Regions from separate parts of the Mus musculus genome. Here region 2 is linked to region 1. Evidence: chromatin loops called from intact Hi-C (ENCODE). Cell type or tissue: gastrocnemius. All regions are shown on one strand. Each heading gives the region's core, and the rest is flanking DNA. Links, peaks and the distances in the headings are about the cores only.

What was found. Hi-C counts contacts between places; a loop is a spot of excess contacts. Peaks named below come from ENCODE experiments on the same cell type or tissue, not always from the same donor. Only the 100,000 strongest peaks of a DNase experiment are listed, where the experiment ranks them.
Region 2: a loop joins it to region 1, with 4 times the contacts of the local background. A loop is called at or near these places in 29 of 42 quality-filtered maps.

The regions. Positions count from the first base shown.
Region 1 is chr5:102,415,931-102,424,197 of GRCm38, forward strand. It overlaps a transcript of Arhgap24 not described here and the pseudogene Gm6622. Among named protein-coding and RNA genes, the nearest start is that of Arhgap24, 61 kb to the right of the region's middle. In gastrocnemius, for the core only: a CTCF peak has its summit at 3,345 (motif pointing right); no DNase peak of the experiment used is centred there.
Region 2 is chr5:102,683,381-102,691,647 of GRCm38, forward strand. All of the region lies in intron 3 of Arhgap24 (Rho GTPase activating protein 24), which reads left to right. Among named protein-coding and RNA genes, the nearest start is that of Gm30396, 56 kb to the left of the region's middle. In gastrocnemius, for the core only: no CTCF peak of the experiment used is centred there; a DNase peak (open chromatin) is centred at 4,453; H3K27ac peaks cover 572 bases.

The DNA of each region.
Region 1 (8,267 bases), core at 1,189-6,188:
TGTGTGCCCCGGTACAGGGGAACGCCAGGGCCAAAGGGGGGGAGTGGGTGGGTAGGGGAGTGGGGGTGGGTGGGTAAGGGGGACTTTTGGTATAGCATTGGAAATGTAAATGAGCTAAATACCTAATAAAAAATGGAAAAAAAAAAAAAAAAAAAAAAAAAGATGACTTGCTTAAGGAATTAACTGTGGGAGACAAAATTGCAAACTGGATAACAGTGAGTGTGGGCTCAGTCAATTTAAAAAACGTGTGTGTGTGTGTGTGTGTGTGTGTGTGTGTGTGTGTGTGTGTGTGTGTGTGACATTTTATTGCAGCTCTGGTTTGAGTCCATCCTTAATTTACAGTTCGATTCTCCCTGGTGGACTGACACAGCCAAGATGGAGACCCATCCCCATCAGGGCTCAGACTCTGGCTGTCCCCAGTGGCATTTCTGGTCTTACACTGTGGGCCCAACTTCTCTTTCCTCGGCAGTCATGCTCTGGGGTAGGAAGCCTAGCTCTTCAGTTCCATGGCCTGGTTGGTCCAGTGGCCTCATGTCAGTGGGGTTTGGGGATGTGGCTGTCCACATAGAAGTTCCTGGTGATATGAGAAAGAGCAACCTCGACTCCCTCCAGCTCAGGGGTCAGCACAATCTGGCAGCCCAGTCTCGAGTTCTCCTGGAGCAGTGGATCCATGTCCAACATGTTGTCCTCCACCTCCTCAGGAGGCAGGAGATCCAGGTGGGCCCCACTCACATACATGGCAGGTGGAACATGCCAGGGATGCTTTGCAGGCCCTTTCCAGGTCCACCCAGTGGCGCTGGGCCAGGTAGAGAACATTGTCCTCGACTCTGCCCCTCTCCGGGATCTGCTTGCCCGAGCAGTCCACGAACACCACATTGACCACGTCCCAGGGCAGCTCCGGGCAGTCTGCCTCCTCCTCGCCAGCACGCCACTCACCTGTAGTCTCGAATGTCCTAGATGTTATTGTCGCGTGCCTGGTCCTGGGTCCCCAAGATCCCCCCAGCCGCTCATAACAGCCAGTTTATTTTTGCTGGTGAAAGTATCCTGGTCTCACGGAGCCTAGGTAGGGAACTACTCTTAGAGTCTTCACTCTGAGATTGACAACTAAATGAGTTTTGGCCCAGGTGCCAGACCGCTTTTCCATTAGTTAAGTAGGAAGCATGACAGATCATCATGCAGAGAGCAGGCAGAGCAGGTCAAAGGCAAGTGAGCCGCATGCGGCTGTGCTACCCTGTCCCAGCAACCTCCAGCCATCGGTGGTCGATGGCGGACCTGGTGCTCTTTGGAAGCCCCTGTTCCACAGACCTCTCTGTGGAGCCCGGCTTTCGGCAGCACTGTGTCTACACAGAAGGCTTGGCTGTCCGTTCTAAGCCATATATTCTTTGTGGTGAATTTTCTGTATCTGTGATTCCTACCCTTCTCCCCACGCCCCCCCCCCCCCATAGCAAAGTCATGTTTCAGTATCTTCCTGTCAGAATTGAATTTCCAGCAACATTTACAAATTCTCCAATCATTTAAATAATGTCTCAATTAGATATGATGATGGGACTACCTCTACTTCCCCTAGCATATTGTTATGGCCCCGAAGCTTGTTTCAGGAATTCTGTTATGTCTTAGTTTGGCAACTGGGTGATATATAAATGTCTGCTTGACATATATGATTAGTTTTATTAGCTCAATAAAATCTCTTAATAAAAGTCAAAGGAATAATTTTATATTATAGTTCAGTCAACTAAAAGACGAAGATTTTAGACATATTCCTTTGATGAGTTATGCAGCCCATTAGAAAAGCTGAATGTGCCAGCTAGCAGGCACACAGCTGTGTTTGTAGAAACCATATATTCAAAGTTCCTAGAAACCTGGCAGTAAGGCAGGGCGCTCAGTGCTAATCCTCAGTGCTTGCAAAGACTTGCCAGTTCCTGACAAGCTGCTCTGCTGCACACTAGCTGTGCAGTGGTACTATCCATCTAGCCTTGGTGTGGGCTCCCAGGAGACTGGGTGCATGTACAGCCTCACCCTCCAAATTCGGATCTGGTGCTGTGACATGCCTAGGCTGAGAAGACATTCACAGATGTTCTGTGAACAACTGAGATTCCCGATGTGCTCGCATGGCTGGGTGTTTTCATTTGTCCTTCTGCCATCTAGATGGGAGAGGACTCAGGGAGGCTGCTGGCTCTGTGATAAGAATCACATAAAGCAAACCTGACCCTGAGCTTGGCTCACTGCACGCTGTAGACCCACACTGGCCAACCTGCAGGCTCTTGCAGGAAGAGAGGAGAATCTGTTGCCTGGAGCCACCGAGACAGGATTCTGTGTTAGGTAGCATTATCATAAGGGACTGTTGCTTAATATAGACAAATAGCATTTGCTTTTCTGAGTTCAGTTTTAGTGAGGGTTATAAGTTACCTGATTCTTTGAACAATAGATAGATATAAGGAGATATGGCAAAGCCATTTCTGTCTCATTTCAGTAAACATCAGGGTCTTCTCTTGATTGTTTGTAGTCAGATTGATTGTTTATAATAAGATTTTTGTGTGTGTGTGTGTGGACGCATCAGCATATTGAATTGTAGAGAAAAAGGCACAAAGCTTCTTTGAACTGCTCCTTCCTACACCACACACACACACACACACACACACACACACACACACACACACACACACACCCAGAGAGTGTTTCAATGGTACACTCAGTTGTCACAGGATACCTGGCATATGTTTGGAAGGACAGTAGAGTTCTGTCAATCTTGATAGACTGAGTAGACTTTTAAATCTCTACTTGGGTTGTGAAAAAGAAACAGTTTGGGGGTATTGGGTAGCTTTACTAGAAGTGTTTACCTTGCAAGCATGACGGATTGAGTTTAATCCCCACGGAACAAGACCAGATGTGCTGCGATGCACCTGTAATCCCAGAACTAGATAGAGATGGGAGGTGAGATAGGAGCAGACTTGGGGTTCGCTGACAAGCCAGTCTAGCTGAATCAGTGATTTCCAGTTTCAGTGAAAGACACTGTCTCAAAAAACAGAAATGACAAGCAATGGAAAAACCCAGGTATTTACCTCTGACCTCTCCAGATATGGCTACATATGGGGATCTATGAGTGCACACACACACACACACACACACACTCACATGACACATACATACACAAAATAATAAATTAAAAAGCAGTTTGCCTATTCCTACCTGCTGTTGCATGCAATGCTTGGTTCATTCCAGCACATGTTTTAATATTCCTTTTAGTCATGAACATAAAACCTCCTATCCCTGATTGGTTCAGCTCCAAATAGGTCTTAGGACTTTGGCCAAAGGTGAGCAATATGTTAACTATTTCCCACCTCTGCCAGCAGATGGGGCTATAGAGTTAGTCAAGTTCTGCAAGGGTTAATGTTGCCTCATCAGCCCCCCAAATGGCTTAGCTGCCTTTGCATTGACCCAAGTCTGCTGGCTTAGTGATTAAACTATGCATGTTTGGGGTAGTTATGGTGCGGCAGGGGCACTGCTTTTATTCTTGCCAGGCTTTTAAATCCTCTTTTTTTTCTCTTCTGGGAACTAGGCTCATTTCTGTTTACAGATAAGTCCGCACACTTAAGCATCCCAGGCAGAAACCTTTCCTCCAATCTGGAGTCGTCATCCTATGATGGTGCCTGAGGTTCCTTAGGGTTCTCACTGGTGCTTCTCATACCTGAAGTGAGTGCCACATGTCTCGTTGTTGTCCCAGGGAGTTCTGTTGCCTTTTACCACCCAGAGTCTCCTGCAGGATTCCTGCTCCTGTGCACCAATCACAGTTGCTCACTCCTCAGGATGGGTGCAGGTTTGAAGTTGTTTGCTTGAATGACTAATAGAAACCCCGTATGTACCCGTCTGCTTAGCCACCACAACAAATCCACAGTGGGTGGTTTGGGGCCCAGAGGTTGGAAGCTAAAATGAATACGTGGTTCTTCAGTTTCTTCCTAAGCCTTGCCTCGCCTCACAACTGTTCATGTTTCTGTGAGTTAATGTGATATACCCCCATTTTAACTGAACTGCCTCTGTCGGAACACTACCTGCAGGAGCAGGCACATTCCGAGATGCAGGGCACTCAGAGTGAGTGGAGGTGTACCACTCAGTACACAGCTCTGCAGTTTCCTAATGGAAATGCTTGCTTTCCGGTTGTTTTGAATAAAACTTATTCCGAAACATCACCTGACATGTATTTAATCCGACTATTTGACTGGAAGAAAGAAACATCCCTAGTCATTTATTTTATTTTATTTTATTTTTTTAACCGTGAATGTAGTCTGCTGATTATTTACTGAAGAACTTCCATGATTGTTATAATTGGATTTTTATTGCCTTGAAGTAGGTAGGCATGATTACTGGTGGGTAGCAATTTAATTTATGATCAGTTTCATTGATTCCAATTCAGAAATAGGTGGAGAGGGATGAGTGGTTGATATATTAAGCATGACGAGGCACTGGCTTTCTTAGCAACACTTATTTAAAAAGGAAGAGAATCTTTCCCACTCTACTCAAGCCTCTGACATCTCCTTGGCTGTGAGCAGGAGTTACCACACCATAAATTCTCTTACTCACAGTCACTGTCTGCTCCTCACTGTGAAACTGTCCCATCTGAATCAATTCTGCCACATTTGCTTTGATAGTCTTAGGCCAGTTGAGCTAGACAGTCTCTCGTGGAGACTCTTTCCCCAGGGTGTGTTATGTCCTGTGGGGTTTGTAATCGAAACCACTGGTTCTTAACCTGAGGTGTGACATCTTTGGGGGTCAAATGACCTTCTGCAGGGGTCACATATCAGATATCCTGCATATCAGATATTTACATTGATTCATAACAGCAGCAAAACTACATTCATGAAATAGCAAAGAAATGATTTTATGGTTAGGGGTCACCACACCATGAGGAGCTGCATTAAAGGGTCACAGCATTAGGAAGGTTGAGAGCCACTGCTCTAAACTTCCCATTACAGGACCGGGGAGAGAGTTTTCATACCTAACCTTACTGTCCACACACAGCATTTGGTCCTGGTGATGGCCCCTGGGTCCTGACACATTTCTTCTCTGCCTTACACGAATTCGCTAAGTTTTGGTTTTGAGTCTTTTCAGACTCATCTGCTGACTTTGGCCTTGTACTTGTCTTTACAAGCAGTCTAGGGCCAAGTTCAAGAAATGGTGCTGCCTTCTTTTATGCTGGGGCCTCCTACATCAATTAGCTGCACTCAAGACACCTGGCCCTAAACATGTTCACAAACCGGCTTGATCTAGACAATCGCTTATTGAGACTCTTTTCCCAGTGATTGTACATTGTGTGGAGTTCAAAACCAAAATTAAGGAAAGGAAAAATTAAGGGAAGGGAAAAGTAAGACACGGTGAGAGAAAAGGGTGGTTTTTTAAAAAGGCCAAGGTGGGGCTGGAGAGATGGCTTAGAGGTTAAGAGCACTGACTGCTTTTCCAGAGGTCCTGAGTTCAATTCCCAGCAACTACATGGTGGTTCACAACCATCTGTAATGGGATCTGATGCCCTCTTCTGGTGTGTCTGAGATCAGCCACAGTGTACTCATAGAAATAAGCATTTTTTTTAAAAAGCCGAGGTAAAGAAATACATTAAAATCAAAGGTGGTAATGACTGACAAGCTGAAGAGGTAACATTTTAACAGAAAGTGCCTCTATTGATGCTCTAAAGAGATCTCTATGCAGAGATAAGAGCCAGTACACATGTCTTGGGCCTGAGGTCTGTGTGAGTAAAAATGGAGAGTCACCGAGCATTTCAGGGACAAGAGCAGACAGGCATTGCACAGGAAAGCATAAAACGCCCCTCATTGCCCCACAGAAGGCAGTAGGTGTGCTGCTGGTCCAAGGGGAAGTTTGAAGATGGAAAGAGTAGAACATGGGGTATGTCCTGATCAACCTGATGCCTGGCCTCTGGTTTTGCAAACACAAATGAAGCAGGTTCCAGTACCAGGGCAAGAAGATAAGACAGCAAGGCCTTGGCCACACCATCCTCCACAGGGCCAGGCTGTAGAGACTTAGATTGTCTTACCAGTGAATGAAAGCAAAAGGGAATAGATTCAATGAGAATGTGCCCAGGAGACTGGATCTTAAATTGCTTCTTTGCTTCTTCTTTCCTGAATAAAACTTTGTAGCTGCAATGCCAAGCTGAGTTTTGTTTTTAGTCACCTAAGAAATATCACACTTGCCACATGGGTTGTCTCTGTATATAAGAGAAACATCAGTTGATTTTTAAAAGAAAGACATCTTGAAATTTAATCACTGAAGGCTGCATGTCAACTTTTCCATAGCACAATGCTTGCTCATCTATTTGAGATTTGCAGATGCTTAGAGATGCTCCCACATGCTTAGAGGTGCTCCCACATGCTTAGAGGTGTTCCCACATGCTTAGAGATGCTCCCACATGCTTAGAGATGCTCCCACATGCTTAGAGGTGCTCCCACATGCTTAGAGGTGTTCCCACATGCTTAGAGGTGCTCCCACATGCTTAGAGGTGTTCCCACATGCTTAGAGATGCTCCCACATGCTTAGAGGTGCTCCCACATGTAACATTGTTTGGATACAGGTGAATCACAATGTTTTACCAGATACTATTCTGGTTACTTTTCTGTTGCTGTGAGGAGATACTATGAAGACCAATGGAAGATATAAAGGAAAGCATTTAATCAGGGGCTTGCTTACTGTTTCAAAGAATCATATTCGAGAACATTGGTAGATTCATGGCACTGGAGCAGTACATGATTCACAGGCAGGATGTATAGAGCGAGACTGAGCATGATGGCTTTTGAAACCCCGTAGCCCACACTCAGTGACACGCTTCCTCCACCAAAACCACACCTCCTAATCCTTATCAAGCAGTTCCAAGCCACTGGCAGCAAAGCATTTAAAACTATGAGCCCATCAGTGCCATTCTCAGTCACCGGCCTAGTCTTCAAGAGGCTCGTAACAATGTAGCATGAAAAGGGTGTTACTGGCAACATAGCAACAGAACGCTGGAACTTTGCTTCAATCATGGTAGAGACAGGTTTTACTGTGAAAATTCTATTTTGAGAACTGGTCAGCTCATAGAATAGTTCAACAAGATGTGGTGGCACACAGCCCTGCCATCCCAGCACTTCAGAAGCAGAGGGAGAAACAATTCAATTTCTAGATCAGCTAGTACTACAGGGTGAAACTATGTTCCAAAGAAGAACAAGAAAGGGGAGGCGGCAGCAAAACTCAGAGGTGGAGAAAGAAGGCAAAATTGACTAAATAGAACAGACAATTCCTATAAGCCTATTCCCTGACACCCAACTTCCCCATTATTAACATCTCGAATTGGAGAGGCACAGTCATTAGCACCACTGAGCCAGCATTAATACATTTTTTGTTGAGCCCATAGTTTTGGTTGGTCTGTTTTTGACAAATGTATAGTAACATGTATTCACGACTACAGTTTCAGATAGAGTATTTTTCCACCTTGAAAACGTGGTGTGTTACACATTTTTCATCTTCTCTCTCTACCTGAGAGCCCCGGGAATCAGGAACTTTAACGTCCCTGTATTTTTGTTATTTACAGACTGTGTTATTGTTTGGGAGCCTCAAGGTACACGGTCTCTCTAGATCAGCTTCTCACTCAGCAATATGCATGTCCCTTTCTTCTACAGCTTTTTATTACTTCATAATTCATTTACTTCTGCTGATGCATACTATTCTATTAATATTATGTGTCTACATTGTCCATTTGTTTATCCATTTACCAACAGAAGAATATCCGGGATGATGCGATAATTACTCTCAAATTCATCTGCCTCACAATGCATATTTTTCTCATTTAAATTTGATTCTCCCATGCATTAGCTGGAAAATCACCAGTGTGGTCTATTTTAAGTCATTTGATTATAAATGGGATATATGTGGACAAATCACTCACTTTCCTGTAAGAAGGCAGTGATAACATGTGGTGCCTGGTCCTTGGGAACATGTGGAGTTTGTCTTAAGGATTATCATCTTGACTATGAAAGCAGATTTTTGTACTTACAAAGATATGTATCTTAGTCCCTTCCATCACTATTGTAAAACTTTGGAGAGAACACGTTAAAAGGAAGGGGTCATGGTTTGAGAAGATTCAGTTCATAATCAGCTGCCTCAGTGGTTTTGTGGCCTTTGGTGAGAAGAACCAAGTGGGAGAGGGAGTGTAATGTAGGGGAAATCTAACTTCATGGTGGACAGGAAGCAAAAATCAATGAGATGTATCTTTCAAAGACACGTTCCCAGTGACC
Region 2 (8,267 bases), core at 1,561-6,560, 270 kb after region 1:
GACTTCCCAAAGATCACGACACCAGTAAGCAAGCAACTTGAGGCTTGAATCCAAACTATTATTATTTAAGTTGGCTTGTTTAAGTTGTAAAGAAATTAAATGAAAGGAAAATTAAAATAAAATCTCCTCTTATGAAAGAATTGCTGGTATCATCTGACAACTTCATAGAATGTTCCCCAACTGGAAATGGTTGGCTTGAGCAATTCTCAGTTTCACTGGGATGCAGGGGCCATGTGCTTGAAAAGAAACTGTGAGGAAAAAAACTGTGTGAGCCTGGTCTCCCTTGACTCCCGAAGGAGGCTGTCCTGATGTTCAGACTGAGGCAGACTACACTCACAGGTACACAGGTGCAGTAAGCTCAGGAGTTTTTTAATGTTCCACAAATAAATGCACAAAAAATGATGGAAACATTTAAGGGAAAAATCACTTTGAGAGCCTAACCAAAGGAAGCTACATCACACAGAACACAAGAGAAAGGAGACCCGTTATCCTCGAACAAGATACTGAACCAACTTCACACGCCACCTCTGTGGTTGAAGTGTCGCGGTGGTGGCTCAGGTTTCTCAATATCCACTCAAATCTGCTAAAATTAGTGTATTTTTGAAAAAGTATAGTTTGTTTACAAAGCCGTATATTGTCTTATAGAAATCTCAGAAAGGTTAAAACTAATTGTGAATTAACTTTCCTACTCATGTCAGAAAAGGTTTGGGTTTTGTGTTTTATCAACATTATTGAGATGTGTGCTGTGAGTATAACTTGCCCACTTAAGGAATGAAACTAAAAGACTTTTAGTACTTTCAGACAAGTACAGACATAACCAACACCAAGTTTAGGATACCCCCTCCATCCCCAAAAGCAAACATTGTTACCAACTAGCTGCCACTATCCACTTTGCCCAAGCCCCAAGCATCTACCCTTCTCTGAATAATTTTTCTCATTCTAAAGATTCTGTATAGGAGTCATAATGCTATAGGGGGTACTGGTGATTATCTTTGTTTATGTAACATAATGCTTTAAGAATCAATCATGCTACAGTATCAAATGTCTTCATTTTGGATGTATAATAGGAGATGTACTGACAAATGCTTTGTTTATTTATTCATCGCTACCCATGAACCCCAGATGGGGAAGATGTCTTCTGGGAGGTTTCCTCCCCTGACAGAGTCACCTGAGGGCAGCACAAGACCAGGCATGTCTCTTTAAAGAGCCCAATTCTTTCGTTTTCAATGCCCACCATCTACTTTAGTCCCAGGGTGAATGGATGCCCAGTCTCTATGCTATTAAGTTCTCCAAGATGAAAAGTAAGTTTGGAGACCACGACACACCTGGATTTCTGTTGACTGATTTTCTTAACGTGTCCTCTCCTGTGTCCAGCTTGGATCTGGGAGGACGGTTGGGCTTCTTCCCTGGCTCTGCTCTAGCCTGTCTTCCCCTCCTCCTACCTTGCTAGCATCTGTGGCCTTGAATAGTTTCACTCTTCTTATATATTTTTTTTTCCTCTGAAGTTTCTTTGCTGAGAGATCAGTGTGCTTTTAATTAAATAATGAACGAAGGACATCAAAATTCAGAGCACAGCCTGTCAGTAGGTGCTGCTTCTGTTACTGCCCACCCCTGTCCAGTGCTTCACTCTGCCCTCTGTCTATTCCTGTCTCCTCATTCTTACAGAAGCCGTGGCCTATCTCTCCTGAACTTTTCCACTTACTCTCTTGGAATGCACTTTCTACCAACATTCCAGGAAGGCCACCTTGAATGAATCTGAACTAAGTCTCTAGCTGCATATAACCTTCAATGCTGTCCCTTCACACTTAGCATGCACACCTACCTCCATGTTAAACTCCAGCATCCCACAGAGCCCACCCCTCCTCCTCTTGTTGTCCTCATTGGTGTCTCCCAGCCATACTGGCTTGTTTTGACTCCAAATGCTCCAAGATTTTTCAGAGAGAAGAATTTCATGACATGTCAATAATTATAATGCGCTGACATGTGTTTATTGTTGTTTGTTTTGTATTTTGATTTGTTTCCTGCATTTTCCTTATTACCTGTCTTAGTCAGGATTTCACTGCTGTAAACAGACACCATGACCGAGGCAAGTTTTATAAGGACAGCATTTAATTGGGGCTGGCTTACAGGTTCAGTCCATTATTATCATGGGGGAAGCAAGGCAGCATCCAGGCAGGCATGGTGTAGGCAGAACTGAATGTTCTAGATCTTGTTCTGAAGGCAAACAAGAGAAGACTGTCTCTCACGTGGTTAGGAGGAGGGTCTCATTGTCCATTCTGAGAGTGACACATTTCTTCCATACCTACTAATAGGGCCACTCCCTGGGCCAAGCATATTCAAACCACCACACTACCTGAGCCTCAACTTAAATACTTGCATTTTAAGAAAGCTTCCTCTGGACAGTAACAATCTCCAATCATCATTAGGCAGTTTGTCAAAATTCTAGTACAGAAGTTTGAATATTAAAGCTAATAACTTGTTTAATTGCTTTTACTCAATTTGTTCAAGCATGTTCCGTGTGGTGGCTTATATCTGATACTATATAAAAAGCCAGATATTGTTGGACACAGTAGCACATGTAGAGACAGACAGACCTATCTATAGCAGATCTATATGTGTTCAAGACCAGCCTGGTCTATACAGCAAGTTCCAGGCTATCCATCCAGGGACATAAACACATGTACACACACATCTATCTATCTATCTATCTATCTATCTATCTATCTATCTATCTATCTCTATATCTATCTCTCTATCTCTCTATCTCTCTATCTCTCTATCTCTCTATCTCTATACTATATCTATATCTATATCTATATCTATATCTATATCTATATCTATATCTATATACCCTCTCTCACAAGGGAAGGAGACCAATGTTCATTGCTCTCTTCCCTCTTCCCATCATGCAGGTGAAGGGCATGTACTAGATTCATCTTTGTAAAGACATTGCTTTCTAACATGAGCACATGCCTTCATTCTCTGTTCAGAGACTATCGTAATGCACAACTGTACTTTATGGATACTTATCAATACTCTACACTATCCCAGGAGTACAGATGCTATGAGAGTAAGACAGAAATAGTCATAGCCTCCTTTATGACACTTTTCTTTGCTTACTATATTCAAATTCTTTTAACTTTATGATGCTAGAAGAGCTGTTGTATTGTCTTTATTTTAAAAACAAATATTTAGGATACATAAGCTTGTTCTAGGTTGCCAGACATAAAGTTGCAAAGGCAGGGTGGCAGAGTTGGGTTGCAGAGTCAGGAACCACTCCACAAACCAGAGAAGCACAAGAAGGCTTTTCTCCCTTCAGCACTAGAGAGATGCATGTCTCCCTTATACAAGGGGGAAAAAAAAGATAACATAAGAAAAGAAAAGATTAAAAAAAGGAAAACAGGAAAACTATTGGGCTCACACCCACCCATGACAGTGAGGCAATTATAGTCACTATTTCTATTGTTTTTGTTAGGGAAAGCAGGGGATGGGGCTTAGAGAAAAATCTGAGTCTTACTGACTTGTAAGTAAAGATAGAGGATAAAAGCCAGGCATCACCTTTCATCCAGCCACTAAGTGTGAAGGTACACACTTAGAACCCCAACACTTAGCAGGAAATAAGAGAACAAGGAGCTCAAGGCCAGTCTATTCCATGTAGTGTGTTTAAAGCCAGCTCAGAATACATAGGCCCCTGTCTCAAGAAAATAAAACAAAAATTAGCCATCACTCTCACAATGTCTGTGTGTCTGTCTATCTGTCTGTCAGCCTGACTGTGTAGTTCATGTGGGGATATCAAACTGTGGGCCTTCCATGTTCTAAATGCTCCCTATTGACCCACCCCCAAAGCCAGGCCTTCATTTCATGTGAAAAGGCCCCTGAAAGTGCATGGTTAGGGTCATTATCAGTAAGATTGCATATGCTGTCTTAGGACAATGCCCTTTGGATGTTATGGGTCCAGGCTAGATCTATTCACATGGATGTGTGTGGTCTGGAAATGAGCAAGAACAGTAGATAGTAAATCAACTGCTGTGTGCCTGGTGGAGGGAAGAGAGGAGTGCTTCCCACTTGGATGTGGCCATTTTTTTTTTCTTTAGAGAGGAATTGTGGAAATCTGGCCAGCAGTTGAGAGAGTAACAGAATTTTGCTTCTCTGTCTAATGATATTTTGGTACATGGTTTTATAAAACTATAGTTCCCTTCTATCATCTAATGATGAAGGCAAAGACCAAAACCAAATGAAAAAAATCTTCTGCTCTGTATAACCAATAACCAGAGAAGGGTTATGGGAAAACGTGACAATGACCAAGAGCCTGTGGTTTTGTCTACCAAGGTTGAGGAGGAAGTGGAGAAGTCAATGGCTGGAATACATCCATCTGCCCTAAAAGATCCAGAACATTCGCCTGATTACCATACGACCTGAGGCATCTGGGAGGGAGACACCATCTGCTGCTCTTTGGCAGGACTTGGTCATCAGGGTGGAGAACGAGTCACTGTCCTCAACTCTCAGATATTGGGAGCTGCCCAAGCACATGCTTTCTACTGGAGGAGATAAATGTGTCTTGATCTGAGGCATTGTTGATGTCTCTGCTTTATCACACACCCTGGAAACTAGGAGAGAAAGAGAACGGGAAGTGTGGGAATAAGGACAAGAAATACTGACTCGTTTGGCACACAATTGATTCAGCTCAGTGGCAGAGTGGAGCAGGGAACCCGAATTAGCCAAATAACTGATTAATTGCTGTACATGTAAGCAAAGAGACTAAAACATATACATCTATGGATTTGGTGGGCACTTGGGTACATAGTGACCTAAGAATGGATACACATGCAAACTGAATTAATTTCTTAAATTCTGCAAGAGGCAACAAGGCATTAGGTAAGTTTTCATAATGACATTTGGGTAGATTCTTTAATTAATTTCAGCTTGTAGCAGTGGACACTGAGGTGGAATAAGAATGAGCGAGCTGCATTTCTGGGACCAGGCTTAGCCCTGCTCTGTGTGATCCTAGAGTGTGCAATGTTGTCTGGTCATGTCATCATTATAATGAGTTCTTTCAAGCCCTTTCCATGCCGCTTGCTGGATATCTATTTCTTGATCCTGGTACTAACCAGGTACAAGCCTGCTTTGCTCTGAACTCAGAAGAGATCAGTGCCTCTAGGGTGGTATACTGTAAACCATCTCATACAGTGCTTGGAGGGCAGAAATAGTGTTTTAATTTTGTTGTGTCTTCATCACTTATGAACAAATAGCCACCTTTGTGGCTTTTAAGCACGTTTCTTAAGCTTGTTAAAATATAGATAGTTATGGCAAAAAAAAATCTCTGAAATTCTTCATGGGACACCTAAATTAATAAAATGTTGTAAACCCCATGATTTAGATATTGCCTGAGACCATAGTCATGAGTAACTGCTGCTTATGTAGAGATCCAGTGCATGTTGGGGAATTCTGCACATCAATTAAAATGAGAGGTCCCTGAGCAATCATAAATGGTTTTAAAATCTAGGTTAATCAAGGAACAATTTGAAACAAAGGGCAGACAACAATGTAAATTGCAATATAAAGCCACCCAGGCTGAAAATACTACATCGTACCAGAACACATCTCTGCTAGTAAGAAATCTAATCATATTTGGCATTATACTTCAATCCCAGAGAGCCAAGTCACTAGCTTATGTGACTTAGAAAAGCTATTTGTTTGGCTTCAACTCTCATGCCCGCTGACTATATGAAATTTTTAGAATTCCAATTTTAATCTCAGTCATATCTTTACCTTGTCTGTGAATGGAATTGACAAAAGATAAGTCACATAAATAATAAAAATAATACTCCTAGAACCCAAATACAATAAGAATACATAGTTAGCTTATTAGTTGTTGAGTGACACTCTAATATTGTGAAAGAATGAGTTATTTGAAGCTGAATAGCTAATTGAGTGGCTGTTTTCACAACTCTTTGCCCCGGTTGTTAGGAGCAAACCCCATGATTGTTTGTGTCATTGACATACTTGACGAATGGAACATCAGAACAACGTGTAAGACAAGAGGTCTGCACGTGATGAATCCTAGTTACAGCGGTTCCAGGGTTCCCACTATCACTTAAAACTCTTCTCCCATTTAATGATGACCTCACCTTTCAGAGTACCTTTGTGGATGCACACCTCTATAAGCTTTAATTTAGATGTTTCTTTTTATTCATTATTTTGTTTATTTACATTTCAAATGTTGTCCACCTTCCCACTTTCCCTGCCACAACCCCCTTCTCCCATCCCCCTCCCCTTTACTTCTATGAGGGTGCTCCACCCACTCACCCACTCCTGCCTCACTGCTCTAGCACCTCCTTATGCTGGCTCCTGTCAGCAAGTGCTTCTTGCCATCATTAATAGTATCTGGGTTTGGTGTCTGCAGATGGGATGAATCCCCAGGTGGGGCAGTCTCTGGATGGCCTTTCCTTCAGTCTCTGATCCATTTTTTGTCCCTGCTTCTCCTTTAGACAGGAAAATTTCTGGGTTGATATTTTTGAGTAGTCCCATCCCTCAACTGGGATTTACCTATTTACTGGACATGGTTTCTACAGGTTCTTTCTTCCCTTTGTTGGGTACTTTGGCTTATGTCACCCCTGTTGGGTCCTGAGAACCTCTTGCTTTCCTGGTATCTGGGACTTTCTAGTGGCTACCCCAGTTCCTCATGCCCCACTGCTACATATTTTTGTTCAATTTCCTGACCCTCTGTACTTCTCTTTCATCTCTTCCCATACCTCATCTTGTTCCTTCCCCCCCCCTTCCTTCTCTTTCCCTCCTAGGTCCCTCCCTCCCTCTATGTCCCATGATTATTTTGCTACCCTTTCTAAGTAGGACTGAAGCATCCACACTGTGGTCTTCCTTCTTCTTAAGCTTCATATGGTCTGTGAATTGTATCATGGGTATTCTGAGCTGTGGGGCTAATATCCACTTATCAGTGAGTACATATCATGTGTGTTCTTTTGTGTCTGGGCTACCTCACTCAGGAAGATATTTTTCTTAATAAGTATAATAACCACCAGAAGAATTTGCCACCTGATACAGAATATCATATTTAAAGGTAACCATAAAGCAGCAGACAGGGAGTATTTTCCACCGTTAATTCCACACCATACTTAAATGTGGGTGTGAGTTTAAAATAAGGTACCATTTTGGTTAAAATAGCTGTCACGATCAACTAAAGTATCTCAGTGTCCAGTAAAGGGAGAAAAAGGAGAGAGGCTTAAAAATGTAAGTGTTTATTTGGTACCTGTTAGCATGCTACCTGATATGGAAACCATGAGAAGTGAATAAAACATAGCCGCTGTTGCCATGAATATCTGAATAACGATCTAGCTGGCCACAGAACACCAGTGTAAGTATAAAACATGCTGGGCTGTTCTCTGAAGCAGCATCCTGAAGGAGTAGTTTAGAAGGATATTTCCCATCAATTCCACAGCTTATCCCAATGCCCAGCCAGCTTCAAGGCTTGATGCTCTGATACTGACTTTCCCAAATGCAGATCCTTCCCTTGGAGACTGAGAATCTTAGAAAATCAACAAACCAACAAATGGACACAATTACATGCAAAGGACACATTGGCTTGCAAGCAAAACCTAGGGCAGTTTTGTGGGCTTGTTTTGTCTTCCTATTGTCTTGGAGATTTTCCAGGGTGGTTGAAAGGGTGCAGCTGGAGCAGTGATATAAGTGCTGTTGGGTTTGCACTGTGTATATTGCTCAAGTGGTCAAATGAGGGGATTAGCAACCAGGTGCCCAGTTTGCAGGAATAGACAGGCTCACCTAGAACACCCACTTTGTCAAAGAATTTTCCCTTCGTGATTCAGATCCTAATCTGTGTAATGCAGCCCCACACTCCCTATCTTCTATGCTTCAGATTCAGCCATCCATCCTGTAGACCCACTAATCAGTTCCTGAGCCATCCAGACATCCTGTAGACCCACTAATCAGTTCCTGAGCCATCCAGCCATCCTTTAGGCCCACTAATCAGTTCCTGAGCCATCCATCCTCTAGACCCACTAATCAGTTCCTGAGCCATCCATCCTCTAGACCCACTAATCAGTTCCTGAGCCATCCAGCCATCCTCTAGGCCCACTAATCAGTTCCTGAGCCATCCATCCTGTAGACCCACTAATCAGTTCCTGAGCCATCCATCCTCTAGACCCACGAATCAGTTCCCAAGCCATCCACACATCCTATAGACTCACTAATCAGTTCATGTGTCATCCATCCTATAGACCTACTGATCAGTTCTG